2 separate regions of the Homo sapiens genome follow, and region 2 is linked to region 1. A link is a loop called in an ENCODE intact Hi-C map of the cell type or tissue named here. Cell type or tissue: lower leg skin. All regions are shown on one strand. Each heading gives the region's core, and the rest is flanking DNA. Links, peaks and the distances in the headings are about the cores only.

Region 1 (15,546 bases), core at 3,242-11,241:
GGTGGCAGGTACCTGTAATCCTAACTACTTGGGAGGCTGAAGCAGAAGAATCGGGTGAACCCAGGAGGCAGAGGTTGCAGTGAGCCAAGATTGCCCCAGTGCACTCCAGCCTGGGCAGCAGAGTGAAAGAAAGAAAGGAAAGAAAGAAAGAAAGAAAAGAAAAGAAAAGAAAGAAAGAAAGAAAGAAAGGAAGGAAGGAAGGAAGGAAGGAAGGGTAAAGAAAGAAAGAAAGAGAAAGAAAGAAGAAAGAAAGGAGAAAGAGAGAGAGAAAGAGAAAAAGAAAGAAAGAGAGAAAGAAAAAGAAAGAGAAAGAAAGAAAGAAAGAAAGAAAGAAAGAAAAGAAAAGAAAGAAAGAAAGAAAGAAAGAAAGAAGGAAGGAAGGAAGGAAGGAAGGAAGGAAGGAAGGAAAGGAAGGAAGGAAGGAAGGAAGGAAGGAAGGAAAGAAGAAAATAGAGGGGTGCTTCATGAGCAGTTTTAACCTGAGCTCAAGGACAAATACCATGCTGGGCATGGTGGCTCACACCTATGATCCCAACACTTTGGGAGGCCAAGGTGAATCACTTGAGCCCAGGTGTTAAAGAGCAGCCTGGGAGGATCACTTGAGCCCAAGTGTTTAAGACCAGCCTGGACAACATAACAAGACCCTATCTGTACAAAAAAAAATTTTTTTTAATTAGCCAGGCATGGTAGCACATGCCTGTAGTTTCAGTTACTTGGGAGGCTGAGGCAGGAGGATTGCTTGAGCCCAGGAAGTTGAGGCTGCAGTGAGCCATGACTGCACCACTGCACTCCAGCCTGGGCAATAGAGCAAGATCCTGTCTCAAAAGAATAAAAAAAAATAAAAATAAGAATAAGTTTTAAAAAGGACTAATACTTTGGGAATTGATAGAGGTTAGGGGGCCTAAAGTTCACTCTCCCTTTCTTTCAGAATTCCAGCTAATAAGAGAGCACTCAGTGAGTGGCCAAATGGATACCAGAGAATCATTGTTATTAATGGGCCACAGAGTACTTACTAACCCCAAAGTGTAGGGCTCTCTGCTAAACTATATTGGAGCACGTGCCTTGGACCAGATATCTGATGTGTCTCCTGTTACCCTGCCAGCTTCAGGAAGAATCACAGGCCTGCCTCACGTACCCATTCACTTTTTTTTTAGATATAGGATCTCACTCTGTTGCCCAGGCTTGGGTACAGTGGTGCAATCATAACTCACTGCAGCTTTAATCTCCTGGGATCAACCCATCCTCCCTCTTCAGCCTCCCAAGAAGCTAGGACTGTAGGCACATAGCACCATGCCCAGGTAATCTTTTTATTTTTTGTAGAGATAGGGTCTCACTATGTTGCCCAGGCTTCCAGTTACTTCTTAAAAACTGATCCTTATTCTGACCCAGGTGAGCTTACTCATGGAAGCTGGAAGCATAGGAGAGCCTACAGACTCCTTATCGACCATGAGACAGTCAAGATAGATATGGTAAAATTTTTTTTTCTTCTAAACTCAATCCCCAGTTATGTGGTTCAAGGATTATTGGGCCCTGTGAGTCCATCCGCCAACCCTCCACCCATGTGAAGAAGTATTGAAACCATGGGAACAGAAGTGAAGCTTTTCCCTCCAATACTCCTCCTCCAGGCCACAGATTCAGAAGGCCATCTCCTCTTTGGAAACAGGGGAAACAGGCAGAACAAGGGAAAATCATTCTCCCTTGACCAAAAAGAATCACGATAGCTTTTCTGAATTCAATTCAACATATCCTTGCTGAGTACCTGTGATCCCAGCCCTCCTGGCACAGTCTTATCTGTAAATATTCTTAGCAGAAGTAAGAAAGCAGAATTGGAGCTTTTCTTATCTTTCACTTACACTTTCTTAGTACGATTTTTCTGGTAGCTTAAGTCTGATGTCCTATGAAGTGTGAGGGATCAAGCCCAGGACAGTCTAATCTCGAGAAAGAGTGTCACTCTATTAAAGTGACTGAATCCCACTGAGCTTGTTCACCAGCTGGAACCGCAGAACTCATGTTGTTTCTTGACTGTTTGCCTCAAGAGGAACCTCTTGAAAGAGCCTTTATTTCATGTTCCTAAAAACTGGAAGCAGCAAAAAGAAAGGAGTGGGTATGAAGGTTGGCAATTGCACCCTCTAAAGCCAACCCTTTGCATGAAGATAAGAAGGAAAGACACTATGGTGGAGGGGGTGGGTCCCATGGTAGCCCCAACCTTCAGCACCCTGTGACCAGGCAAGAGACAGTTGTTGCACCGTCTTCCTCATAGCAGAGTCTAGCTGCACTCAAAGACTTCCTTATCACTCCCCAATTCCAGGGCTGCTGGGACATGTACCCCAATGTCTTTCTCATACATTTCAGGTACCAGGAAGTCCACATATGGCTGGATCCTCATATGAAGCCAAGTCTCCTGGCTCCTAGCCAGGGCTCTCTAGACAGCCTAGTGGAGACCATTCCAGATAAAAATTACTTTCTTTGGTGTCTTTGCTGTCTTAGGCAAAGGAATTGCAAGTAAAGCTTGAAGAGATTAAGGCTAAAGAAATAAGTGGGAAGAAATAGAGACCATGGCTTCTCCTTGGCAAATAGAGGAAGACCTTCCACATTAGTAGAGTTCAAAAGAGTCCTCCAGAAATGGTCGTCTATAGTGTGTCTTTCCACATCAATCTAACCCCCAAGGGCTTAGGGATTCCAGCAAGTAGAAGACCTTTAGAAAATGCTTATACAGTATGATCTCAATTATGCAATTATAAAATAAAACAAAATAAACAAAAACACTGTGTGGACAAAAAGACTGGCAGAAAATACTATAAAATGTTGACAGAGAGGGTTATATAGAGCAATGACTCTGGAGTCAGGCAGACGCGGATTTTCATCTCCTCTGCCATTTACCCACTGTGCTGCCGTGGCCATGTTGTCTAACTTCTCTGACCTCAATTTCCTCCTCTACAGTAGGAATAATAGCACCTACCTCAAAGTGTTTGATATGGTTTAGCTCTGTGTCCCCACCCAAATCTCATGTTGAATTGTGGTCTTCAGCGTTGGAGGAGGCGCCTGGTGGGAGGTGACTGGATCATGGGGGGCAGATTTCCCCCTTGCTGTTCTCCTGATAGTGAGTGAGTTCTCACGAGATCTGGTTGTTTTAAAGTGTGTAGTACTTCCCCTTTGCACTTTCTCTCCTGTCACCATGTGAAGATGTGCTTGCTTCCCCTTCACCCTTCCACCATGATTGTAAGCTTCCTGAGGCCTCCCAGCCATGCTTCCTGTACAGCTTGCAGAACTATGAGTCAATTAAAGCTCTTTTCTTCATAAATTACTCAGTCTCAGGTAGTTCTTTAGGCAGTGTGAAAATGGACTAATACAGTGTTGTTGTGAAAATTGCATTATATAATGTATGTAATGCCTAGTGCTTAAAATGATGCTCAAGGCCGGGCGCGGTGGCTCACGCCTGTAATCCCAGCACTTTGGGAGGCCGAGGCGGGTGGATCACGAGGTCAGGAGATCGAGACCATCCTGGATAACATGGTGAAACCCTGTCTCTACTAAAAATACAAAAAAATAGCCAGGCGTGGTGGCAGGCGCCTGTAGTCCCAGCTACTCGGGAGGCTGAGGCAGGAGAATGGCGTGAACCCGGAAGGCGGAGTTTGCAGTGAGCCAACCAGCCTGGGCAACAGAGCGAGACTCCGTCTCAAAAAAAAAAAAAACAAAAACAAAAACAAAAAACAAAATGATGCTCAAAAATTGGTGGTTGCCCAGGTGCAGTGGCTCATGTCTGTAATTCTAGCACTTTGGCAGACTGAGGCGGGAAGATCAGTTGAGGCCAGGCCTTCAAGAGCAGCCTGGGCAACAGAGCAAGATCCTATTTCTGCAAAAAGTTAAAAAATTAGCCAAGTATGGTGGTGTGCACCTGTAGTCCTAGCTACTCAAGAAGCTGAGGCAGGAGAATCGCTTGAGCCCAAAAGGTTGAGGTTGCAGTGAGCTATGATTGCACTACTGCAGCCCAGCCTGGGCAACATGGTAAGACTCTGTCTCAAAAAGAGAAAAAAATGGTGTTCTGCAGCCTGACAAGGGTTCTTTTCTTTCACGTTCATTCCATGAGGCACTTCACTGGGGCCTTCAGGACTGCTGTGTGCAAATAAAGCCCATTTCTTCAGGACAAGCCTCTGCCCTGTGCAATTAGCTGCAATGGGGAGGTAGTGGGGAAATGAAAACTCATAGAGTAGAGAGGAAGACCACTGCTCACAACTGCACTTTTATCCTCTCATTAAGTGACCAGAGGCCCTGAAAGAACACACCAACGGTCATTTTTTGCACAAGTAGCAAACACTGAGACACTGTTCCAAACAGCAAGGTAATTCAAGATGCCATAAGTTATGTCCTCTTGTTGCAAATATTACATAACAGATAGAATTTTCCCTTTAACTAAGATATGGGGCAAACTATGGAGGCCAAACAAGGGACTCCAACTCTCAAAGGCAGTTTCTCCAGTGCCCTCATCATGCTCCCAATCTCATCTCTACCCTTGGGCTCAAAGGATCAGGCACCTAGGCTAGGCCACAGCTTTTCAAATTACAACTACTGCAAACAACAGAGGTAGCCGACAGGTAAGACACAAACAGAAATGTGCCACCTTGGCCTTCAGTGTGAACTACATTTGTTCTCAAGAGTGTTTAAGCCAATAGCTCATGGAATTTAAAACTGAGAATGAACTTAAATGTCTAAGCCTTGGTTTCCCATATAAGACTCAATCTATTGACATACCCAAGGTCAGAGAGTTAGTGGCGTGATCTTGGTCAATTCAAATAGCAAAGCCAGGTCTAGAAGCCAAGCCTCCTAACTGCCAGCCAAAGATGCTTCCTCTAAAGATGGATTTTGTTTTGTCCCACATTGCTGGGTTGATTGGTTCCACCCTTTGGGAGGTGCTTACTACAGGGGCTGTTGTACAAGATGGAGCAACGCAGATCTTGCATGCAAGTTGGGTGAGAATTGGAAGCAAGGCCTTGCCACCTGTGTAGTCCTGCGGCTGCTGTTTCTCACAGTCACAAGCTGTCACAGACCTCCAGCTAATGCCAGCAGGGCTGTGGGGGCACCATGCCAACCGCTGGGTCAGCCCTCGTGGCTCTAATAGTTGGACTAGTGATTAGAATGAAAGTACCCACTCTTATCTGGACCTGGTCATTATCTGTGAATGGGGACAACAGATGAGCCCCTCACAGCACCATGGCAACGATCAGAAAATACACTGGCTGCCGAGCACCGGAACAGTCGTGCTCCTGCAATGCATCCCTGCTGGCACATGCTATCCAGGACGTATGGACAATGGTATGTTCGATCCTCAGAAAATCGTCATCTCCATCACAGATGACTAACACATTTGCAGAGACTAAATCACAAGGACAACAAGATAAATGTAAAAATGTAGCTGAACACGAGTATTCTTTTTTACAGCTTTGAGATAGAATTCACCCATTGAAAGTATGCAGTCCAGTGGTTTTTAGAATACTCACAGAATTTGGCAACTATCACCACAACCTAATTTTAAAACATTTTCATCACCCCCGAAAGAAACTCCACACCCTTTAGCTGATATTCCCCAGTCTCCCGCCATCTCCCCGGGTCTCCCACCACCTCCCCGGGTCTCCCACCATCTCTAGGCAGCCACTAATCTCTGTCTCTATAGATTTGCTTATTCCAGACATTTCACAGAAATGGTATCATACAATATGTAGTCTTTTATGATGACTAAATGGCCTCTTTCATTTAGCATAATGTTTTCAAGGTTTGTCCATGTGATCAATTATTCTTTTTTTTTTTTCCTTTGAGACAAAGACTGACTCTGTCACCCGGGCTGGAGTGCAGTGGTGCAATCTTGGCTCACTGCAGCCTCCACCTCCCAAGTTGAAGTGATTCTCCTGACTCAGCCTCCCGAGTACCTAGGACTACAAGCATGCACCACCACTCCCAGCTAATTTTTGTATTTTTAGTAGAAACAGGGCTTCACCATGTTGGCCAAGCTGGTCTCGAAATCCTGACCTCAGGTGATCCATCCGCCTCAGCTTCCCAAATTGCTGGGATTACAGGCATGAGCCACTACACCTGGCCGATTAATTATTCTTATCATAACTCTTACAGCATCTTTTCTAGATCTTGAAGCCCTTCTGAAATGTCCTCAAACATTTTGGTTACTATTGGAAGGAAAACAAATTCTATTTACCCAAGTTTTTAGTGTGCTAGTGCAGGTGGCATTGTGTTATTGCTGAGATAAGGTCAATCAATTTATTTATCTGTATCAACAGCCACTAAATACTGGGCTTAAAAAATATTTAGTGTGCTTTGTGGGTGTAGTTTTCTCATCATGTATAAGTCTAGGGCTTGTGGCAAGAAGCAATTATTCCCAAAATAACACACTTTGGAAGACTGACACAGGAGAATCGCTTCAGGCTAGGAGTTCCAGACCAGCCTGGGCAACATAGAGAGACCTCGTCTCCACAGAAAAATGAAAAAATAAGCTGGGCATGGTGGTGCATGCCTGTAGGCTCAGCTACTCAGGAGGCTGATGCAGGAGAATCGCTAAGCCCAGGGGTTCAAGGCTGCAGTGAGCCATGATTGCGCCACTGAACTCCAGCCTGGGCAACAGAGCAAGACCTTGTCTCTAAAAATCTGAGCCCCGTGGAACTTGGAACAACTCTCTTTCACCTGATGGATGTTCGTGCATTCGGGGATGCACAACACTGCCCTCTGCTGGACAGTGTTCCAGGAAGACTAAAAAAGTCAGTAGAATACACCAGTCAGAAATGGCACCAAAGGTCCAGAGGACCTGCTAGCAAGCTTACCTTTATTTGTTCACTAATCAAAGAACACTTAAAGGGCACCCACGCCGTGCCAGGCACTGTCCTGGTAGTAACGCAAAGATAGGCAGTGACTATTGCCCTCCAAGTGCTCCTTGTTAGAGAAGTTCTTTTTGACGCAAGCTGGGACACCTCCCCACCTGCGGGAATTCCCTGGACCTCAACTTTGCCCAGAACACATGTCTCGGGTACCACATCAAAGGCAACACAGGCCGGGCGCGTTGGCCCATGCCTGTAGCCCCAGCACCGTGGGAGACCAACACTGATTGCTTGATGCCAGTCTGGGCAATATAGCGAGACCCCATCTCTACAAAAAAAAAAAAATTATTTTAATTACCCAGGTATAGTTGGGCACACCTGCAGTCCCAGCTACTCAGGAGGCTGAGGAGGAAAGATCGCTGGAGCTCAAGAGTTCGAGGCTGCAGTGAGCTATGATTGTGCCACTGCACTCCAGCCTGGGGGACAGAGAAAGACCCTGTCTCAAAAATAATAATAATAATAATAATAAGATTGTTCCTCTCCATATGGTCCTCCCCAAGGGCTGTGTGAGTGCCCTTATGGCATGATAGCTGGCTTCCCCAAAATAACACCTGTAAGCTGCAACGCCTGCATGACCTGGTCTTGGAAATCACCCCCTATTACTTCCACTTTCTTCTGTGAGCCACACAGCCAGCTCAATCCAATGAGGGAGGGACCCACACAAGTGCATGAATTCTAGGAGGCAAGAATCATTGAGGGCCATCTTGGAGTCTGACCATTGCGTGATGATTCCATTTTTCTTCCATTTTCCATTCCCATTTGAAGGTCAAAATCCAGATTCCTAACTGTTGTTTGAGTCCACCCTTTAAATTTCTGCCAGGTGTTCATCCAATCTCTACCCAAATCCTCCTTGGGCAGGAGTCCAAGGTCCTCCAGCTCTGACTGGTCTGTCCTCAGATGGCACTGACTCTTGGAGATCTCCTACCCAGGCTGGGTCAGTTCCTCCTCGTGTGAGTCCTTCAGTTAGTTAAAAATAGCAACCACGGTCCTTCAGTAAATATTGATTGAGACCTACTCTGCACCCAACCCACTGTGCTAGCTGCTAGGGACATTGCAGGGAACAAGGCACAGTCTTTGTCCCAAGAACTCATTTTGGTTTGGCATCCCTTGCTCCATTCAAGCAGGTCCATGCCACACCCCATGAGCAAAAGACCCCTAAGCCTGACCTCAAAGAAAACCCCTCTCTGTTAGTCAAGGCTCTTCTGGTAGCAAATAACAGAGAACAAAACTCAAATGGCCTCAAGAAAACAGAGAAGTGTGGACAAACGGTGGGCTATAAAGTTGCTTGGAATCTGAGGCAAATCGTTATTGCTTCCGAAATACAATTGAAAAGATGTGAAGCTGATGGATAGAAAGCCACAGAATTTTTAATATTGCTCTGATATCTAGCATCCTTCCTGAACTTTTATTTTAATTAAAATTGCTTCTATAGATTCTTTCAGATTTGTATATCATGGGCAGATAATTCTATTTCTGTTTCTTCTATTCCAATTTGTTATTGTTTTCAGTTTTTTTGTTTTGTTTTGATGCTCTGTTGCCCAGGCTAAGGTGCAGTGGCACAATATTGGCTCACTGCAACCTGTACCTCCCAGGTTCAAGAGATTCTCCTGCCTCAGTCTCCCAAGTAGCTGGGACTACAGGCATGCATCACCATGCCCAGCTAATTTTTTGTATTTTTATTAGAAACGGGTTTTTGCCATGTTGGCCAGGCTGATCTCGAACTCCTGACCTTAGGTGATCCACCTGCCTCGGCCTCCCAAAGTGCTGGGATTACAGGTGTGAGCCACCATGCCCGGCCTCATTCCAATTCTTACACCTTTTCCTTTTTGCTTATTTTTACACTTGTTAAGACCTCCAGTATAATGGAGAATGAAAGTAATGATAGTACACATCACTACTTTATTTTTAAATACTTTTTTCTTCTAGCTCTGATAATGGGGGATAGTTTGTATCAGAAAAAACCATCTGTTGATAACAACTGTAAACAATGGACAAAATATTAAAACAACTATATCATGTCCTTGGAGAGTAGCCAAAGCCTGGCAGAAATTAGGGAACTATAAGCCTTGGAAAAATGGAAGTACACAATGTGAGATTCAAGTTTAACCAGCTTTTCTTCTGAAAGCACTCTTCAATTTGTTTGGGGCCTAGGGACTAGAATTCAATCAAAAAGCTAACAGTTGGGTTGGGTGTGGTGGCTCACGCCTGTAATCCCAGCACTTTGGGACACCGAAATGAGAGGATTGTTTAAGACCTGGGCAACAAAGCAAGACCTCACCTCTACAAAAAATTTTTAAAATTAGCCAGGTGTGGTGGTGTGCACCTGTAGTCCCTGTAGTCAGCAACTAGAGAGGCTGAGGTGGGAGGATTCCTTAAGCCCAGGAAGTTGAGGCTGCAGTGAGCTGTGATCGCACCACTGTATTTCAGCCTGGGCAACAGAGCAAGACTTATTAAGCTAAAGTTTTATTAGGGCTTATAGTCTTATGAGGCCAAAGAATCATAGGTGAGAATTTGGAGCTGCCAGAGAACTGGAACTGAGAGACAAGGAATGTGGAAAAGGAAGGAGCCACAAAATCCTTATGTAAGTACGCTCTCAAATCCTTGGCTGAATTTTAACGTCTGTGCATGGAGGAAAGATTCCAATGAGCCCAGAGGAAAGGAATAGCTGAAAGGGAAAAAAAGCTGAGCAGAGATTTTAGCAGGCGCTCAGTGCTATTAATAGAATGACAGACTTGGCCGGGCACAGTGGCTCATGCCTGTAATCCTAGCACTTTGGGAGGCCAAAGCGGGTGGATCACCTGAGGTCAGGAGTTCAAGACCAGCCTGAACAATATGGTGAAACCTCGTCTCTACTAAAAATACCAAAACTAGCCAGGCGTGGTGGCACGCATCTGTAATCCCAGCTACTCAGGAGTCTGAGGCAGGAGAATCGCTTGAACCTGGGAGGCGGAGGTTGCAGTGAGCTGAGATCACGCCACTGCACTCCAGCCTGGGTGACAGAGTGAGACCCCATCTCAAAAAAAACAAAGGAATGACAATGACAAACTTTAGAGTTAAAATCTCACCAACTTAAAGGGATTTGATAAATACTTCAAGATTTTTAATTACTCCTCAAAGGGCCATGCCCTGAGATTAGGAAGCACATGCTAGGGTTAAGAGCTACATCCTAGAAACGAGCAAAATCAAAACAGAACCATGAAACAAAGCTTTCAACTAAACTTCTGGGTGATCTGCCAGTGGGTCTACTAGATCTGCTAGAACAGAATTTAACACTCTTCAGAGGAAGATAACAGAATGCAGAGTCTCTACAATGTATCATCCACAAGGTTATTATACAATAAAAAAATTACCAGACACGTGAAGAAGTAACAAAATGTGACGACTAATAAATAGAGGGGAAAAAACAGTTAATAAATAGTATCCCCACAGGCAACCCATGTGTTGGTATTGAGAAAAGGACTTTAAGATAATTCATAACTATACATTAAAGTTTTACAGAAGAGAAATTGGTTGTAATGGATAAAGAGACAGAGAATCTCAGAAAAGATGTGGAAACTCTCAAAAAGTACCAAGAAGAAATCTTAGAACTGAAAAATACAATATGAGAAATTTTTAAAAACCATTACACAAGATTTGTAGAAAATTGAATATGGGGGATGGGGAAAGAAAGGTTATTGATTTAAAGACAGATAAATAGATAAATTATCCAAAAGTAATCCAATGTATAAAAAAGGTGAAAGCCTCAATATCAAGTAATACCAAATAGATCCATAATACCAAACCTCCCTAATGTGTATTTGCCATCTCAGGAGGAGGGAATAGAATCGAGAATTTTTAAAATTTCAAGAAATATTGGCCAAAATTTCTCCAACTTTGGTTATAAACATCAAATCCTATTTATAAGAGGCTTAACAGGCCTCCAAAAAATTAGTTAAAAAAAAAACTTATACCTAGCCACATCATGGATAAAAACCAAAAAGAAATAGAAAATCTCAAAAGCAGTCAGGAAAAAAAGACACATTACATACAAGGAAGCAATAATAAAAATAACAGCCAACTTTGTACTCAATAAATGGAGCCTGGAAGACAAGGAAATTACATCTTTAAAGTATAAAAAGAAAAAACTGTCAACTTAGAAGTTTATGTCCAGTAAAACTATTCTTCAAAAATGAATGCAAAGAAAACAAGACATTTTTAGATAAATTCAGTTGAGATCATTTTTTGCCAGCAGATCTTTACCACGAGAAGTGCTAAAAGAAATTTTTTAGGCTGAAGGGAAATAATATTATTTGGAAAAGGAATACTACAAGTTATTAATTAATAGTTGATGGATTCATGAGTTTTCTTTTTATCACAAATGCAAAATATCATTATGAACTCATTCCTCATTATGATAAATAAAGCACTAATTTAGGTACTTTTTTTAATGTTTTAAAATAAACATTCTTATGAATTATTCATATACTTATTTTGCAAAATATCAATTTAAGATAAATTGACTCATACACAGACTCATACGCAAATAATTGTTCCTTGGAAAAAGGAACAATACTATTATAAAAAGGAATTAGTTAATATTGGGGCAAATATAAAAGAATAATTGTCTATAAGGAATAATTTTTTTTGAGACAGAATCTCACTCTGTAACCCAGGCTGGAGTGCAGTGGTGCAATCTCAGCTCACTGCAACCTCCACCTCCTGGGTTCAAGTGATTCTCCTACCTCAGCCTCCCTAGTAGCTGGGATTACAGGAACCTGCCACCACACCTAGCTAATTTTTGTATTTTTAGTAGAGACGAGGTTTCACCATGTTGGCCAAGCTGGTCTCAAACTCCTGACTTCAAGCGATCCACCCACCTCAGCCTCCCAAAGTGCTGGAATTACAGGCATGAGCCACTATGCCTGGCCAGCTGAAAGAAATCTTTTAGGCTAAAGAGGAATAATATTATTTGGAAAAGGAACACTACAAATTATTAATTAATAATTGATTGATTCATGAGTTTTGTTTTCATCACAAATGCAAAATGTTATTATGAACTAATTCCTCATTATGATACATAAATAAGGCAATAATTTAGGCACTATTCTTCTGAATGTTTTAATATAAACATTCTATAAATTATTCATATTATTTTGCAAAAAAATCAGTTTAAGATAAACTGACTCACATGCAGACTCATATGCAAATAATTGTTCCTTGGAAAAAGGAAAAATACTATTACAAAAAGGAATGAGTAGTATTGGAGATGGTTAATATTTGGGCAAATATAAAAGAATCTATAAAAAATTATTTTTTAAGAATTTGCCATTAATTATAATTTTTGCTGCATACTTCCGCAAAACTTTCTTTCTTTCCTTCCTTCCTTCCTTCCTTCCTTCCTTCCTTCCTTCCTTCCTTCCTTCCTTCTTTCTTTCTTTCTTTCTTTCTTTCTTTCTTTCTTTCTTTCTTTCTTTCTTTCTTTCTTTCTTTCTTTCTTTCTTTCTTTCTTTCTATCTTTCTCTTTTTTGAGACAGTGTCTCGCTCTGTTGCCCTGGCTGAAGTACAGTGGCACGATCTTGGCTCACTACAACCTCCGCCTCCCAGGCTCAAGCGATTCTCCTGCCTCCGCCTCCCTAGTAGCTGGGATTACAGGCATGCACCACCAAGTTGGGCTAATTTTTGTATTTTTAGTAGAGAGAGGGTTTCACCATGTTGGCCAGACTGATCTCAAACTCCTGACCTCAGGCTATCCACCCACCCCAGCCTCCCAAAGTGCTGGGATTACAGATGTGAGCCACCTCGCCCGGCCTCAGCTGAAACTTTCTGTGTCTCTTTTGTGGGTCTCATGAACTTCTGTTCGTTCCTTCTTTTTTTTTTTTTTTTTTTTTTTTTTTTTTTGAGACAGTCTCACTCCGTCGCCCAGGCTGGAGTGCAGTGTCGCGATCTCGGTTCACCACAACCTCCGCCTCCCGGGTTCAAGCAATTCTCCTGCCTCAGCCTCCCGAGTAGCTGGGACTGTAGGCATGCACCACCACACTGGGCTAATTTTTGTATTTTTAGTAGAGACAGGGTTTCACCTGTTGGCCAGGCTGGTCTCAAACTCCTAACCTCAAGTGATCCACCTGCCTCAGCTTCCCAAAGTGCTGGGATTACAGGCGTGAGCCACCGTGCCCAGCTTGCTCTTTCCTTCTTTATCATCCCCTCTCCGCTGTTTATATAACCTGTCCAATTCCTGTGATTACTGATATTCATTTATTTAATGAGTAACATTTTGTTTCTTAAAATCTAAAAAAAAAACTAAAACTGATATGAAAACATACACTCAAAATTCTGAGTGATGAGGCACTAATGTTATTATCTTATTCTTTGTGCATTTCTATTTTTAATTTTTTTGTTTACAATGTCCAGTTACTTCCATTCCAGATTCACTGTGTATTAATCAATTTATCTTAAATTGATTTTTTGCAAAATAATTATATGAATAATGTATAAGAATGTTTACATAAAATCATTCAAAAGAACAGTACCTAAATTGTTGAATTATTGATTTATCATAATAAGGAATTAGTTAATAATAAAATTTTGCATTTTTAATGAGAATAAAACTCATTAATTAATAAACTTTTCCAGGATTCTTCTCTTTTGCTGCCTCCTAAAGACAATTCTGTCTCTCCTCTCTTCCCATATCTTCCAAGAAGAGCTTTAGTGATACAAAATCAGGAGAATGGGTAGAAAGACACCAGGATTGGAGATAAAATACTCAGAAATAAGTTGGGGTAACAAGTGAATAATAGTTTCAAGGATGAGTGGCTTCAGAGTAGCTAGACATGTAAGAAAACCACAGAGGAGTCCAGGTGTGGTGGTTCAAGCTTGTAATCCTAGCACTTTGGGAGGCCAAGGTGGAAGGATCACTTGAGACCAGGAGTTCAAAACTAGCCTGGGCAACATAGTGAGGCCACGTCTCTATTAAAAAAAAAAAAAAAAAAAAAAAAAAAGACAAAGAAAAAGAGAAGAAGAAAGAGGAAGAAGAAGAAGAAAAAAGAGGAAGAGGAAAAAGGAGGAGGAGGAGGAAGAAGGAAGGAGGGAAGGAAGGAAGGATGGAAGGAAGGAAGTAAAGAAGGAAAGAAGGAAAGGAAAGGAAGGAGGGAGGGAGGGAGGGAAGAGAAGAAAGAACATTCTAAGAACCATGGCTAGGAGTTATGAATTGAATGGATTATAATATTCTTGGCTGGGCGCAGTGGCTCACTACTGTAATCCCAGCACTTTGGGAGGCTGAGGTGGGCGGATCATGAAGTCAGGAGTTAGAGACCAGCGTGACCAATATGGTGAAACCACATCTGTACTAAAAATATAAAAATTAGCTGGGCGTGGTGGTGGGCGCCTGTAGTCCCAGCTACTTGGGAGGCTGCAGCAGGAGAATCGCTTGAAACCAGGAGGTGGAAGTTGCAGTGAGCTGAGATCATGCCACTGCACTCCAGCCTGGGCAACAGAGCGAGATTTCGTCTCAAAAAAAAAAAAAAAAAAAAATATATATATATATATATATACACACATATATATATATAAATATATATACACACATATATATATAAATATATATACACACATATATATATTCTTTAAATGATCTAAGTAAACGTTAGAAAGACTTTTTAATTATTATTGTTTCTTTGCCAGTGCTAAGGGCCTCAAGATTTATTTGAGTTACATGTTCATAACTGAACATTTATGAAGTAACTGAAATTTTTTTCCTGCTGCCGTATTAGAAGAAACCTTAAAACCTTAGGAGGGACGAGGTCAGAATATTACATTTTGCTGAATTGCTTGTGGGGCGGGGAGGAATTATTTCATTTAAATACAGTGACAATAGAAGGGATTGGCTTTAAAATCTTCAGATTTTTTAACTGAATTCTGAAGATATAATTTCTTAAACATCTGAGCACTTTGACCTGTCTTTCAAACTGTGACATCTTCTCCAACTTTACTAAAATATATTACATATATATACAATATATATTATATATAAATATAATTCAGAAACCTTACCATGTCTCTATTAACTACTGTTACAGGCATTTAAACATTTTAAATAGACTTCCCCATCTGCCATTCTCACAAAGTAATCACTTTCACCATATTTTAGCTTTGCAGGTACAAGTATTTACCTTCGCATTATAGAATTTTCTATTTAAACTACTATTTCTTGATTTTTCAGTTTTAGGTAGTAACTATTGACTTCCTAATATGGAAGATGAAGATTCAACTTTCTTATATCCCTTCCCTCATCTTCCCAATATAGTTATAATTTTTGGTTAAATCCATATTCAGTGCCTATGTAAATATTCCTGGCTGAGTGGCACACTAGGAAAACAATTTCTCTCTTATATGGCATTTTATTTTCCTTGGAGTTCATAATTGTCTCATTTTTTTCCTTTGCTTGTTTTCTATAACTGTAAAAAGAAATTGTAGGCCGGGTGCAGTGGCTCACACCTGTAATCCCGGCACTTTGGGGAGCCAAAGGAGGCAGATTGCTTGAGGTCAGGAGTTCGAGACCAGCCTGGCCAACATGGCAAAACCCCGTCTCTACTAAAAATATAAAAATTAGCCAGACATGGTGGCTATAATCCCAGTTATTCAGGAGGCTGAGGCAGGAGAATCGCTTGAATCTGGGAAGCGGTGGTTGTAGTGAGCT
Region 2 (15,546 bases), core at 4,324-12,323, 740 kb before region 1:
ACCAGTGTGAGATGCTATTTCATGGTAGTTTTGATTTGCATTTCTCTGATGATTAGTGATGTTGAGCATCTTTTCATGTGTTTTTTGGCCACTTGTATGTCTTCTTTTGGGAAGTATCTGTTCATGTATTTTACCTTTTTTTTTTTGAGATGGAGTCTCTCTCTGTCGCCAGGCTGGACTGCAGTGGCGTAATCTGGGGTCACTGCAAGCTCCGCCTCCCGGGTTCACGCCATTCTCCTGCCTCAGCCTCCTAAGTAGCTGGGACTACAGGCGCCGCCACCACGCCCGGCTAATTTTTTGTATTTTTAGTATAGACGGGGTTTCACCATGTTAGCCAGGATGGTCTCCATCTCCTGACCTCGTGATCCACCCGCCTCGGCCTCCCAAAGTGCTGGGATTACAGGCGTGAGCCACCACGCTCAGCCTTTTTTTTTTTTTTTAGATGGAGTTTTGCTCTTCTTGCCCAGGCTGGAGTGCAATGGTGTGATCTCAGCTCACTGCAACCTCCACCTCCCGGGTTCAAGTGATTCTCCTGCCTCAGCCTCCTGAGTATCTGGGATTACAGGCTTGCACCACCACGTCTGGCTAATTTTGTTTTTTTTTTTTTGTTTTTTTTTGTTTTTTTTTTAGTAGAGATGGGGTTTCTCCATGTTGGACAGGCTGATCTCGAACTCTCGACCTCAAGTCATCTGCCCGCCTCGGCCTCCCAAAGTACAGGGATTACAGGCGTGAGCCACCGCACCTGGCCGGCCTTTACCATTTTTTAATGGGCTGTTTGTTTTTTGCTTGTTCAAGAGTTTAATCTGTTTAAGTTCTTTATAGATTTGGGATATTATACCTTTGTTGGGTGCCTACTTGTGAATATTTTCTCCCATTCTGTAGGTTCTGTGTTTACTCTGTTGGTAGTTTCTTTTGCTGTGCAGAGAACATGCTGTACAGAAGCTCTTTAGTTTAATTAGGTCACACTTGTCATTTTTTTTGTTTCTCTTGCAATTGCTTTTGAGGACTTAGTCATGAATTCTTTCCCAAGGCTGACGTGAAATGGTGTTTTCTAAGTTTTCTTCTAGGATTCTTATAGTTTTAGGTTTTACATTTACATCTTTTTTTTTTTTTTTTTTTTTTTTTTACGGAGTCTCGCTCTGTCTCCCAGGCTGGAGTGCAGTGGCGCGATCTCGGCTCACTGCAACCTCTGTCTCCCAGGTTCAAGCAATTCTCCTGCCTCAGCCTCCCGAGTAGCTGGGACTAAACGCACGTGCCACCACACCCGACTAATTTTTTTTGCATTTTTAGTAGAGACAGGGTTTCACCATGTTGGTCAGGCTGGTCTCGAACTCCTGACCTCAAATCGTCTGCCTGCCTCGGCCTCCCAAAGTGCTGGGATTACAGGCGTGAGCCACCATGCCCTGCTACATTTATATCTTTGATCCATCTTGAGTTAATTTTTATATATGTATATAAATATGTATGTATAAATATATATATATATTTTATATATAAAGGTAGGGGTCCAGTTTCATTCTTCTGTATATGGCTATCCAGCTATCCAGCACAATTTATTGAATAGGGAGTCCTTTTCCTATTGCTTATTCCTGATGACTTTGTCGAAAATCAGACGGCTGTAGGTGTGTGGCTTTATTTCTGAGTTCTCTATTCTGTTCCATTGGCCTGTGTGTCTCTTTCTGTACTAGTACCATGCTGTTTTGGTTACTGTAGCCCCATAGTAAAGTTTGAAGTCAGGTAATGTGATTTTTCTGGCTTTCTTCTTTTTGCTCAGGATTGCTTTGGCTATTAGGGCTCTTTTTTTGGTTCCATATGAATTATTTTAGAACTGTTTTTTCTAGTTCTGTGAAAAATGATGTTGGTACTTTGATAAGAATAGTGTTGAATCTATAAAATGCTTTGAACAGTATGACTATTTTAATGATTTTGAGTCTCCTAATCCATGAGCATGGAATATTTTTCCTTTGTTTGTGTCATCTATGATCTATTTCAGCAGTGTTTATAATTCACCTTTCACCTCCTTGGTTAGATGTACTCTTAGGTTTTTTTTTTTTGGGTGTGGTTATTGTAAATGAGATTCTGTTCTCCATTTGGCTCTCAGCTAGAATGCTACTGGGGTATAAAAATACTAGTGAATTTTGCACATTGATTTTATCTCCTGAAACTTTACTGAAGTTGTTTATTAGTTCTAGGAGCCTTTTGGCTTTCAAAGAGTCTTTAGGGTTTTCTAGGTATAGAATCATATTATCAGCAAAGAGAGCTAACTTGACTTCTTCTTTTCCTATGTGGATGACTTTTATTTCTTTCTCTTGCCTGATCGCTCTGGCTAGGACTTGCAGAAACAAAAAAATAATAATAACAAAATTAGTTTGAGCATAAAACCAAGTTGTTTCAAAACTCCGGGTGGGAATTCATACACATACTATGTACCCACAAAAAGTAAGGATTAAAAACAGAAGAAAAATAATAAAATTTAACAGTGGTGTGGTGTGGAGGTGGGGGGAGCTCCAGGTGGGGAAGGCTTGCCAGTGCCTTTTACTTGGCTTGTAACCTAGGCAGTCATTCCCTTGCTAGAAGTAAATAGTCATTCTTTCCTTTATAATGTGGTATGGTTTGGCTGTGTCCCCACCCAAATCTCACCTTGAAATGTAGCTCCCACAATTCCCACGTGTTGTGGGAGGGACCCGGTGGGAGATAACTGAATCATGGGGGTAGTTTCCCCGATACTCTTCTCCTGGTAGTGAGTAAGTATCATGAGATCCGATGGTTTTATATATAAAGGGGTTTCCCCTTTTCCTTGGCGCTCTCATTCTCTCTCCTGCCTGCTGCCATGTAAGACATGCCCTTCGTCTTCTGCCATGATTATGAGGCCTCCCCAGCCATGTGGAACTGTGAGACCATTAAATCTCTGCTTCCTTATAAATTACCCAGCCTCGGATATGTCTTTATCAGCATCGTGAAAACAGACAAGTACGTAATGCCTAACTGCATGCTTGCTTAGGGTTTTAAAAACTCCAAGAACTAGCCTCGAAGTAAAACCAAGGCTGTGAAAGGTCCACCCCTAGAAAAATGCTGAGGAGTTCATCTTCAATCTTGCTGCAGTCTAGCTGATACCAGCTGGGCCACCAGATGGCCCATTACTCAAGATAATCACTGGAAAAAGACATGCTGACTTGCATGTAGGCAACTTCTATACAAAGTTTGCCTAACTGCCTCCCTTTAAAACCTCTTCAGCCAGCCCAAGAAAGGGGAGATGGCCTTTGCAATGCAAGTCTGCCATCCCCTTAGGTTATCGGCTCCTGAATAAACCTGCTTTTCCTCCCACCAACCCTTGCCTCTCAAGTTTTGGCTTTGAAGCAGTTAGTAGCTGAATCTGAATCAGTTACAGGCTCATGGAGTCACCAGCAGATTTCGTTTTTGAACCTGGGGAGCTCTTAAAAATTTAGATTCCTGGAGCCTCACTCCAGCCCTATTAAACCAGAACCTTCCAAGCCTGGGCACCTTTGCTTTCTTCAAGTTCTGCTGGTAATGCCTATGCAACTAACCTAGCATAAGCTAGTAAGAACCAGGCCTGATGTGGTGGCTCACACCTTTAATCCCAGCACTTTGGGAGGCTGAGGCAGGTGGACCTGAGATAGTTTGGGGTTAGCCTGGCCAACATGGAGAAACCCTGTCCCTAATAAAAATACAAAAATTAGCCAGGCATGGAAGCACACGCCTGTAATTCCAGCTACTCAGGAGGCTGAAGTGGGAGAATAGCTTGAACCTGGGAGGCAGAGGTTGCAGTAAGCTGAGATGGCACCAGGCACTCCAGCCTGGGCAACAGGAAAAAAAAAAAAAAAAAGAACCCTACAAAGGACATGAACTCATCATTTTTTATGGCTGCATAGTATTCCATGGTGTATATGTGCCACATTTTCTTAATCCAGTCTATCATCGTTGGACATTTGGGTTGGTTCCAAGTCTTTGCTATTGTGAATAGTGCCGCAATAAACATACGTGTGCATGTGTCTTTATAGCAGCATGATTTATAGGGACATGGATGAAATTGGAAACCATCATTCTCAGTAAACTATCGCAAGAACAAAAAACCAAACACTGCATATTCTCACTCATAGGTGGGAATTGAACAATGAGATCACATGGACACAGGAAGGGGAATATCACATTCTGGGGACTGTGGTGGGGTCGGGGGAGGGGGGAGGGATAGCATTGGGAGATATACCTAATGCTAGATGACACGTTAGTGGGTGCAGCGCACCAGCATGGCACATGTATACATATGTAACTAACCTGCACAATGTGCACATGTACCCTAAAACTTAGAGTATAATAAAAAAAAAAAAATTAAAAATAAAAAAAAAATAATAAAAAAAAAAAGAAAAAGTTAAAGAAACTACAATCACTTAGTCTGAAAAACAATGAATAGTTTTAACATGAATCTTTAAGAAGCTAAAACACAGTGACATACTAAGTAGCTGGTATCCATTTTTGAGAGTCAAGAGTGAAAAACGGGAAACTGAGACTGTCATTTTCAATAACTAACTTTGGGAACATCTGCTGCTATCACAGAGGGAAAGTCATTGAGAATTCTGAGTAAAGATCAAAATCAGAATACCATTCTCTCTCTCCTGCCCTTGATGACTTTTATGTAATATATTCCCAGTGAGCTATTGTAGGCTGAGATTGACAGGAATCAGCCAGAAGATGGATTAACAACAGATAAACAGGTTGACTGAAATGTAAATAGATGAAGATTAATGCAGTGGAGAGCATGAACAACATGCAGGAAGAGATAAGACTCAAAATAAGTAAATTGTAATTTTAAAAATTTCGCATGCTGCAACAATTGTCTGAAATAATAAAAATCTGGGAGACCTGGCAAAAAAAAAAAAAAAAGAACCAATGAGAGGTAATACCATTTTGGGTGGAGATAGTTCTAGGAGTGTGTAAATTGTGTGGGCATGAGTGCTGTGCAAGGTAGGGGTGGGACAAGAGCAAGTGCAATTTCCTTTGTCCTCCAACTTGGCTACTTAGGCAATCTCCCTGCTTGCAATGATTTTGGTCTGGCTTTGGTGGCATACACAACAGGGCATGTCCTTGACCCTCGAAGCCTTAATCTCCAGTCAGCGTGAAGCACAGCATCCTGATAGCAGATGTATTAGTCTAGCTTTCCAGTGAAACAGAACAAATGAAATGGATGGATGGATGCATGGATAGATATGTCTGCGAAAGGACTGTATATACAAAGCAGCCCACAAATGCCAAAAAAGCAAGGAAACCAAAAAATGAGGCAGACAAATTCAGTCTGTTGGTATTCGGTGATTTATTAAGAGAGCTTACAAACAGGCGGGGCGCAGTGGGTCACACCTGTAATCCCAGCACTTTGGGAGGTGAAGGTGGGCAGATCATCTGAGGTCAGGAGTTTGAGACCAGCCTAACCAACATGGTGAAACCCATCTCTACTAAAAATGCAAAATTAGCCGGGCATGGTGACGCAAGCCTGTAATCCCAGCTACTCAGGAGGCTGAGGCAGGAGAATTGCTTGAACTTGGGAGACAGAGGTTGCAGTGAGCCAGGATCATGCCACTGCACTCCAGCCTGGGTGACAGAGCAAGACTCCATCTCAAAAAACAAACAAACAAACAAACAAACAAAATGTACCTGGTGTCTTAGTGCTGGCACTTTCCTGCAGGCAGATCTGCATCCATTCCTTGGGAACAAAGACCCAGAGATGCCAACAGAGTCTCTGCCTCTCACAGCCAGCCTCCCCAGGGCACCTGGTGTTGCACAACTCACGTTTATTCCCTTATGTGATTTAATCACTTAGTCCTTGTCTATCAGGGTTTCCAGGGTCTGTAGGCTTCACGAGTGCTCTCATTGAAGTTGAGGGAGGGTGGTATGGAAAGTGCTTGAGGGAGATCCACCCTCTCAAGGTTCTTCAGAATCTAGCTTTGAGTGGCTTATATTGTTCTCATTTGATTCCCTGTGCTACTGGACAATGAAATGTGGCTGGTGCAAGGCTATTTAAAAAATTCAGGAAAATTGTTCTAATTTTTCTTATCATTTAGGTACTGCTGGTACTCAAAATCCCACAGATAACTTGGAGGTTTTCCAAGTGTGGTCCCAGGAGCTGCAACATCAGAACTGCTACAGGACCACTAGGGTCATAGGCCCACTGGACAGCAACAGACCAATTACATGGAGACAGCAGAGTTTGCAGCAGAGAAAGAGTTTAATGAGTGCAGAGAAGCCGAGTGAGGAGACAGGAAGAACCCTCAAATCCATCTCCCCAAGGAGTTCTGGGCTTGAGATTTTAAGGGAATCATGAAAGGCAAGGGGCTGGAGAATTGGGGTTGTTGATTGGTCAAGGAAAGCGGGAATAATATCATCAGGCTGTGGAAAATTCATTCTTTGGTGAGTCGGCTCCTTGTGGAGTCCTTCAGACCAGCTGATGTCAGTAGTTTCACTGGTACGCAGGACCTGAAAGAGTATCTCAGAGGGAAAACTTAACATTTCACAAAGCTTAAGTTGTTATCTATAGAGCAGTTAGGGGGAACTATAATCTTATGACAGGAAACAGCTATGAAGAAGCAGGTCAGAGAGCAAACTGCCTTTATGATGAACGCTGAATGTGCTGTAAGCTTGGTTTATCTTCATTTCTTCCCTGACTAATTTTATAAAGTGTATAGGGAGGGTTTCAGAGTAACCTGGAAACATGTTAGAAATGCAAATTCTCAGGCTTCACCTCAGACCCACTGAATCCGAGACTCTGGAGTGGGCTCAGCCATCTGCGTTTTTGCTTGTTTTTGTTTTGTTTTTTAGAGACAAGGTTTCATTCTATCACCCAGGCTAGAGTGCAGTGGTACAATCATACTTCACTGCAGCCTCCAAATCCTGGGCTCAAGTGATCCTCCCGCCTCAGCGTCCCAAGTAGCTGGGAATACAGGTACACATCACCGCACCTGAATATTTTTTTGTTTTTGTAGAGCTGAGCTTTCACTGTGTTACTCAGGCTGGTCTCAAATCCCGACCTTAAGCAGTCCTCCTGCCTTGGCCTCCCAAACCACTGGGATTACAGGTGTGAGCCACCACACCTGGCCTCAATCTGTTTTAACAAGCCCTGCAGGTGATTAGGATGCACTCAGCTTTGAGGACCACTGAGGTTGCAATTTAGCCTTCTCGAGGAACCATCCTCCTAGGGCTTTCTTTGAGTGTCCAAATCCCTTAGATGAAGGCAGAGATCAAATCAGTAGGGGACTGAGGGTTCATTAAGATAGAGAGTGATACCGGGAGCCCGGAAGCAGGCAACAACCACAGTTTCTTACATACCCTAACAGGTAATAAACTCATTCACATGCTTTCACTGAGTCTTCATAATGTGGCATTTTAATGATGTAAGCAAGCCAGGAGCTTTGAGCTTCCTGTACCAGGTAAGGACACTAAGACCAGAGAGAAAGACAGGCTAAGGCTAGGATCTGGGGACAGGCAGAACCTGGGTTCACCTCTGCCATGGAGGTTTGCTTGGAGAAGAAACAGGCAGGATTCAGTCAGAATGGCGATTGTTAAAAAGTCAAAGCCGGGCGCAGTGGCTCACGCCTGTAATCCCATCACTTCGGGAGGCTGAGGCAGGCGGATCATGAGGTCGGGAGTTCGAGACCAGCCTGGCCAATATGGTGAAACCCCATCTCTACTGAAAATACAAAAATTAGCCAGACATGGTGGCACACACCTGTAATACCAGCTACTTGGGAGGCTGAGGCAGGAGAATCGCTTGAACCCGAGAGGAGGAGGTTGCAGTGAGCTGAGATCATGCCATTTTACTCTAGCCCAGGCAACAGTACCAGGCTCCATTTCAAAAACAAAACAAAACAAAACAAAAGTCAAGAAACAACAGATGCTGGGGAGGCTGTGGAGAAATAGGAACACTTTACACTGCTGGTGGGAGTGTAACTTAGTTCAACCATTGTGGAAGGCAGTGTGGCAATTCCTCAAGGATCTAGAGCCAGAAATACCATTTGATCCAGCAATCCCATTACTGGGTATGCACCCAAAGGAATATAAATCATTCTATTATAAAGATACATGCACACGTATGTTTATTGCAGCACTATTCACAATAGCAAAGACATGGAACCAACCCAAATGCCCATCAATGATAGACTGGATAAAGAAAATGTGGTACATATACACACCATGGAATACTATGGAGCCATAAAAAGGAACAAGATCATGTCATTTGCAGGGACATGGATGAAGCTGGATGCCATCATCCTCAGCAAACTAACGCAGAAACAGAAAACCAAACTCCGCATGTTCTTACTCATAAGTAGGAGCTGAACAATGAGAACACATGGACACAGGGAGAGGAACAACACACACCGGGCCCTGTTGGGGGTGGGGGCGAGGGAGGGGAGAGCATCAGAATAAATAGCTAGTGCATGCTGGGCTTATTACCTAGGTGATGGGTTGATAGGTGCAGCAAACCACCATGGTGTACATTTACCTATGTAACAAACCTGCACGTTTTGCACATGTATCCTGGAATTTAAAGCAAAATAAAATAAAAAAGAAAAGAAAAGAATAGGCAGAATGGTATTTCTAGGGCAGTTACAGTGGGCAGTGTTGGATGGCGGAGGACGTGGCCCTGTCCTTGGTACACACAGGTGTGAGGGGATAAGGTACATTCTACGATGCTGGCTGTAGCAGAGGCTAGCCAAGGTCACCTTTCTCTTTTTAAATTTTATTTTATTTTATTTTAGACTCAGGGGCAGCATGTGCAGGTTCGTTACATGGATATATTGTATCCTAGTGAGGTGCAAAGGTCACCTTTCTTTGGTTTTGGCTGCAAAATTATTAACGCAGCCCTGTAGTCATACGTGTTGCCTCAGCCGACCTCACTGTACCTGGAATTCTGATTTTTTTTTTCCAAAAGGAAAAACGTTCAATGTTATTTTATTAAATGCAGAAGATAAAACGTTTCGCAGCACCGGGTCCAAGGAAGTGCAATACAACAGCAAAATGCAATGGCCGCAGCAGCTCAGTGATGGGCCGAGACTCGTCCCGTGTGGCGGAGATGCTGGCATCCCCCCTGTGGCTCCAAGCGCTGAGCTTGGCGGCGGGGACCTGGCGGCCCCGGCTCGGCTCGGGACAGGCAGGTGTGGGGAGCCGGCGGGTTGGAGGGCGTTTTGACGCTAGAGGGCGCTCGGTGCCCGGCGAGGGAGGCGGCCCAGGCCGGCGGGGGAGCGCGCGCCTCTGCACTTGCACCCAGCTCTCCGCTGCCTCCTGCCCTGTCTGCTCCCCAGCTCAGGACACTGTGGTCACAGCAATAGGAGCGGCGGTGCCTGGGCCGCTCCGAACCTAGGTCACCTGCTGGAGGAGGGAGAGGTCGCCTGCTGCTCTGCAGGAGGGCTTCCGTCTGCAAGGTGAGCTGGGCTGGCTGCAGCGCCTCCTCCTCCTTGCAGCCCTCCCTGCTACACCCCGGGCATTTCTTGCAAGCTCTCTGCCAACGCGTAAGACACCTGGGAGAACTAGGAGTTCATCCCCGGGGCCTGATGTGTCCAGGCTGTTGGTGTGGAAAGGAGTCTGTGCCAACAGACACCCGGGGTCACTGCCACCCCGGAAGCTGCTCTCACCCTTCCGAGGACCGGGAAAGCAAGTGTCCAGCAATGGGGAGCCTCTCCATTAGCCCGGCGGCCTCCTTGACTGCCAATCAGCAAGCCTGAGAGGTAGTGCCAGCAGAAGAACCGTTCGGGGGGCCGGGGGGTGCACCTCCAGCTCGGCCAGTCCTGAGAAGGGGCAGCTGTGGTAGCCAGGGCAAGTCACCCATCTTTCTGCAGTTCAGACCTCACCTGCAAAGTCTTAATTTTAGGATAGGATTTTCTAGATTGCTAGGGAAAAATATCTATGAAAATAAAGCCGATCTAAGGAGAAAAGGGAAAGAAGAAATAAAAAAAGCAAGGGAGAAATGGGAGGGCAGGAAGGGGGAGAAATGGAGGATGTCTCTGTCTCTGTCAAAAACCTAACTTTTGTCAAGATCATCATCCCTGGGCCCTCTCCTTAGTGCCAACCACTGGCATTTTAAATTTTGTTTGTTTATGTTAGAAATGGGGTCTTGCCGTGTTGCCCAGGCTGGACTTGAACTCCTAGGCTCAAGCAATCCCCCTACCTTAGCCTCCCTAGTAGCTGGGACTACAGGTGCACACCACCATCCCCAGCTTCTTTCTCTTTTTTTTCCTTCCTTCCTTCCTTCCTTCCTTTCCTTTCCTTCTCTTTCTTTTTCTTTTCTTCGTCTTTTCTTTCCTTCTCTTCTTTTCTTTCTATTCTTTCTTTATTTTCATTTTCTTTTCTTTCTTTCCTTTCTCTTTTTCTTTCCCTTTCTTTCTCCCCCTTTCCTTTCTCTCTCTCTGTCTCTGTCTTCTCTTTATTTTTTCTCTTTCCTTTCTTTCTTTCTTTCTCTTTTTTTTTTCGCTTTCTTTCTTTCTTTCTTCTTACATTTTCTTTCCTTTCTCTCTTTCTTTCTTGATGGGGTCTTGCCATGTTACCCATTGCCCAGACAGGATTCAAACTCCTGGATTGAAGGAATCATCCTGCCTTAGCCAGCAGAGTAGCTGAGATTCAGACGCACATCACCACAGCAGACAACCACTGGCCTTTGAATGCATGGTCTCGCCCCCACATGTCTCATGCCTGCTCCTCTCCTCTACCTAATTCCTCTCTATTCTCTTTCCTCCACACTGTTCTCGGAGCTTCTAGAGGAAGCCTTGATGGAAGAAGCAGCAGCCTTCCAGCTTGGCCTCTGCCACAGATTCCCCAGGGTGCACCTGTCCCCAGGCCTCAGTTTCCCCATCTGCTAAAAAGCCTTCTGTGACTTCTAAGTACTTTTCTGCTCTGACATTTCAAATAGTCAAACAGTCCAGGCTCTCACATTTCCCTGGCTCAAACATTAAAACTGCCTGGGGAGCCTTAAAATATTATGGCCTGGGCACTTTCCTCCCCCTCCTCATTGAGAAGTAATCGGTCTGCGGTGGAGCGTTGCAGCAGTATTTTTTAAAAGTTCCCCAGATGATTCAAATGTGCAGCCAGGGTTAGGAACCTCTGGCATCATATTCCTGCTCTGAATGATTTGCATGTTCCTAGGAGACCCCTGGAAACCGTGAATTTCGCCACTCAGCTTATCTCTGATGTTGGAATAGCAGGCAGGGACAAAGGTTTGGGGTGGTATTTTCAGACAGCCCCCTCAAAGGCTTATGGGTCCCTTGAAACCCTCTGCAGCCCTAGGTAGACAATGGGCATTAGAAGGAGAGGAAAGGGGTTTCTCTCTCTCTCCCTGCCTCTATGCCCCTTACTTCGACCACTTCCTGCCTGCTTCTCCCCTCCCCTCCCCTCCTCCCCCTCCTCCCGGTCTGGCAGCTTCCACCATCTGGAATTGCTTTCCTGCCTCAGCCTTTCTCCCTAGCTTCTGTGTTCTCTTTCGTTCCTCTCTCTCTCTCTCTCTCTCTCTCTCTCTCTGAGACAGGGTCTCACTCTGTCACCCAGGCTGAAGTTCAGTGGTGCAGTCTCGGCTCACTGCAACCTCTGCCTCCTGGGATCAAGCGATCCTCCCATTTCAGCCTCCCGAATAGCTGGAACTACAGGCATGCACCACCACGCCCAGAGGATTTCTTGTATTTTTAGTAGAGACCGGGTTTCACCATGTTGCCAAGGCTGGTCTTGAACCCCTGAGCTCAAGTGATCTGCCTGTCTTGACCTCCCAAAGTGCTGGGATTACAGGCATGAGCCACTGTGCCCAGCAACTTCCACGTTCTCTTGAGACCCTTCCTTCTCCAGGATAAGTTCCTTCTCCCTCTCTCAGTCCTCAGCCTGAAGTGGCAACCAGAACCCCGCAGCTAAGCCCTGTGGGGTGATGAGTCCCACAAAGGGAAAAGTCCCTCACGAGGACATTCCAGGGCCCATGCATGGAGCAAACACATCAGTATCTTCATTGCCTGGGCTGAAGCCGGACTCAGACTCATTCTGGGAACTGTGAGATTCTGTGGCTGTCTGGAGGCTGAGAGGGAAAGTTGTGCACTGTGGGTAAGAGGCAAGGCCAGGGCTTGGGGACCTGGTTCCTGTCCTAGTTCTGCCATTAACTGCTTGGTGCATAACCTTGAGCTCAGTACTTCTCTCTGGGTGATATGGTTTGGCTATGTCCCCACCCAAATCTCATATTGAATTGTAGCTCCCATAATCCCCATGTGATGTGGGAGGGACCTGGTGGGAGGTAATTAAATCATGCTATTCTTGTGATAGTAAATAAGTCTCACAGGATCTGATGGTTTCATAAAGGGGAGTTGTCCTGCACACACTCTTTTTGCCTGCCACCATGTAAGAAGTGCCTTTGCTCCTCCTTCATCTCCCGCCATGATTGTGATTTTTTTAACTGGGTAAAAATCTAGGTTGATACTTTGTTCTCAGTCTTTTAAAGAAATTACACCACTATTTTCTAGACTGATTCCTGATGTCTTCAGTCATTCTTTTCTCTGGTTCTTTGTGTATAATGTCTTTTTATTTTATTTTATTTTTTTGAGATAGAGTCTTGCTCTGTCACCCAGGCTGGAGTGCAGTGGTGCGATCTCAGCTCACTGCAGCCTCCACCTCCTAGGTTCAAGCAATTCTCCTGCCTCAGCCTCTCGAGCAGCTGGGACTACAGGCGCATGCCACCACGCCCAGCTAGTTTTTGTATTTTTAGTAGAGACGAGGTTTTGCCACATTGGCCAGGCTGGTCTTGAACTCCTGACCTCAGGTGATCTGCCCACCTTGGCCTCCCAAAGTGCTGAGATTATAGGCGTGAGCCACCACACCTGGCCTATAATGTCTTTTTTCCCCCTGGATGTTGAATTTTTTTAATCTTTATTGCTTGATTTAAGCAACTTAGTGCAAAATCCTTCATGTTTCTTGTGTTTGGGATTCACTGAGCTTCTCGAATCTATGGTTTATAGTTTTCATCAAATTTGGAAAAGTTTTAGCAACTCTTTCTCCCCAGATTTACTCAGGTACAATTGACAAATAAAAATTGTACACATTGAAGTATACAATGTGATGTTTGATATATGTAGATATTGTAAAATTATCACCACAATCAAGCTAATAGACATATTCATCACCTCATATAGTTTGTGTGTGTGTGTGAGAACACTTAAGACTTATTTACTCTTTCAGCAAACTTCCAGTGTACAATCCAGTATTATTAACTAGAGTCAACATGCTAACCACTAGTTCTCCAGAATCTGTTCATCCTGCATAGCTGAAACTTTGTATGCTTTGACCTGTATCTCCCTATTTCCCCGACACACAGCCCCTGGCAACCACCATTCTACTCTCTGCTTTTATCAGTCTGACTATTTTAGATTCCACATATAAGTGAGGTCATATAGTATTTTTCTTTCTGTGTCTGGCTTATTTCACTTAATATAAGGTTTTCCGGGTTCATTCATGTTATCACTAATGCCAGGCTTCCATTCTTTTGTATGGCGGAACAATATTTCATTGTGTATGTACTGCACATTTTATCCATTCGTCCATCAATGGACACTCATGTTGTTTCCATATTTTGGATATTGTGAATAATGCAGCAGTGAACATAGAGTGAAGATATCTCTGTGAGACACTGATTTCATTTCCTCTGGATATATACCCAGAAGTGCTGGATCATATGGTTACTATATTTTTAATTTTTTGAGGAGTCTCCATAATGTTTTCCAAAATGGCTGGACTAATTTACATTCTCACCAACATTATGCAAGGGTACCTTTTTCCCCACATACTTGCCAACACTTGTTGTTTTGCTTTTGAAAATAACCAATCTAACAGGTATGAGGTCATATCTTGATACAGTTTGGCCATGTCCCCACACAAATCTCATCTTGAATTGTAGCTCCCATAATTCTCACGTGTTGTGGGAGGGACCCAGTGGGAGGTAATTGAATCATGGGGGTGGTTTCCCCCATACTGTTCTCGAGGTAGTGAATAAGTCTCACGAGATCTGACGACTTTATAAAGGGTTTCCCCTTTTGCTTGGCTCTCATTCTCTCTCTTGCCTGCTACCATGTAAGACGGGTCTTTCACCTTCCACCATGATTGTGAGGCCTCCCCAGCCATGTGGAACTGTAAGTCCATTAAACCTCTTTTTCTTTATACATTACGCAGTCTTGGGTATGTCTTTATCAGTAACGTGAAAACGGACTAATACATATCTCATTGTAGCTTTTATTTACATTTATCTGATGATTAGTGATATTGAGCACATTTTCATACACCTGTTGGCCATTTGTATGTCTTCTTTGGAGAAATGTTTATTTAGGTCTTTGTCCGTTAAAAAACGAGGTTATTTTGGATTTTTCTTTGGTTTGGGGAGGTTTTCTGTCTTTGGCTATTGAATCGTTTGAGTTCCTTATATATTTTGGATATGAACCCATAAACAACTGTATGTTATTCAAATATTTTGTCCCAATCCACAGGTTGTCTCTTCCCTCTGTTGTTTCCTTCGCTGTGCAGAAGCTTTTTTAGTTTGATGCAGTCCTATTTGTCTATTTTTGCTTTCGTTGCCTGTGCTTTGAGGGTCATATCCAAAAATCATTGCCCAGGCCAATGTCATGGAGCTATTTATCTATGTTTTTCTTCAAGTAGTTTTAAAGTTTTAGGTCTCATATTCAAGTCTTTAATTGATTTAATTGATTTTGAGTTGATTTTCGTATGTATTGTGATATGAGGGTCCAATTTCATTCTGCATGTGAAAATTCCATTTTCTCAACGCCACGTATTGAAAACTGTCCTTTACTCACTGTGTGTTTTGGGCACCTCTGTTGAAAATTAATTGATTATAAATGTGTAGGTTTATTTCTGGGCTCTCTGTTCTGTTTCATTGGTTATTGCATCTATTTTTATGCCAGTGCCATGCTATTTTGGTTAGTAAAGCTTTGTAATATATTTTGAAATCAGGTAGTATGATGCCTTCAGCTTTTTTTCTCAAGATTGTTTTAGTTTATTTGGGTCTTTTGTAGTTCTATACAAATTTTAGAATTAATTTTTTATTTCTGCAAAATATTTCATTGGAATTTTGATGGGGATTACATGGAATATGTAGATCACTTTGGGTAGTATGGACATTTTCACAATATTAATTCTTCCAGTGCATGTACAAAGGATGGCTTTCCATTTATTTGTGCCTTCTTCAATTTCTTTCATAAATGTCATACATAGTTTCTGGTGTACAGATCTTTCACTTCCTTGGTTAAATTTATTCCTAAATATTGTATTGTTTTTGATACTATTGTAAATAGAAAGTTTAAAATTTCTTTTTCTAGGTAGTTTGTTCTTAGTGTATGGAAACACAACTGATTTTTGCATGTAAATTTTGAATCCTGCAACTTTACTAAATTTGCTTATTTGTTCTAACAGGTTTGTGGTGGTGTATCTAGGTTTTCTATATATGAGATTATGTTGTCTGCAAACACATACCATTTTACTTCTTTCTCCATGACTCAGATACCTTTTATATATTTTCTT

The links. A loop is a pair of places that touch in the nucleus more often than their neighbours do. Peaks named below come from ENCODE experiments on the same cell type or tissue, not always from the same donor. Only the 100,000 strongest peaks of a DNase experiment are listed, where the experiment ranks them.
Region 2: it touches region 1 in a loop (6-fold over the local background); 41 of 110 quality-filtered maps call a loop at or near these places.

The regions. Positions count from the first base shown.
Region 1 is chr7:72,487,549-72,503,094 of GRCh38, forward strand. It overlaps a transcript of CALN1 not described here. Among named protein-coding and RNA genes, the nearest start is that of CALN1, 83 kb to the left of the region's middle. RefSeq lists an enhancer at 6,460-6,519. In lower leg skin, for the core only: no CTCF peak of the experiment used is centred there; a DNase peak (open chromatin) is centred at 6,723.
Region 2 is chr7:71,743,087-71,758,632 of GRCh38, forward strand. No RefSeq gene overlaps it. Among named protein-coding and RNA genes, the nearest start is that of MIR3914-1, 440 kb to the left of the region's middle. RefSeq lists silencers at 9,129-9,208, 9,249-9,318. In lower leg skin, for the core only: no CTCF peak of the experiment used is centred there; DNase peaks (open chromatin) are centred at 9,225 and 9,705.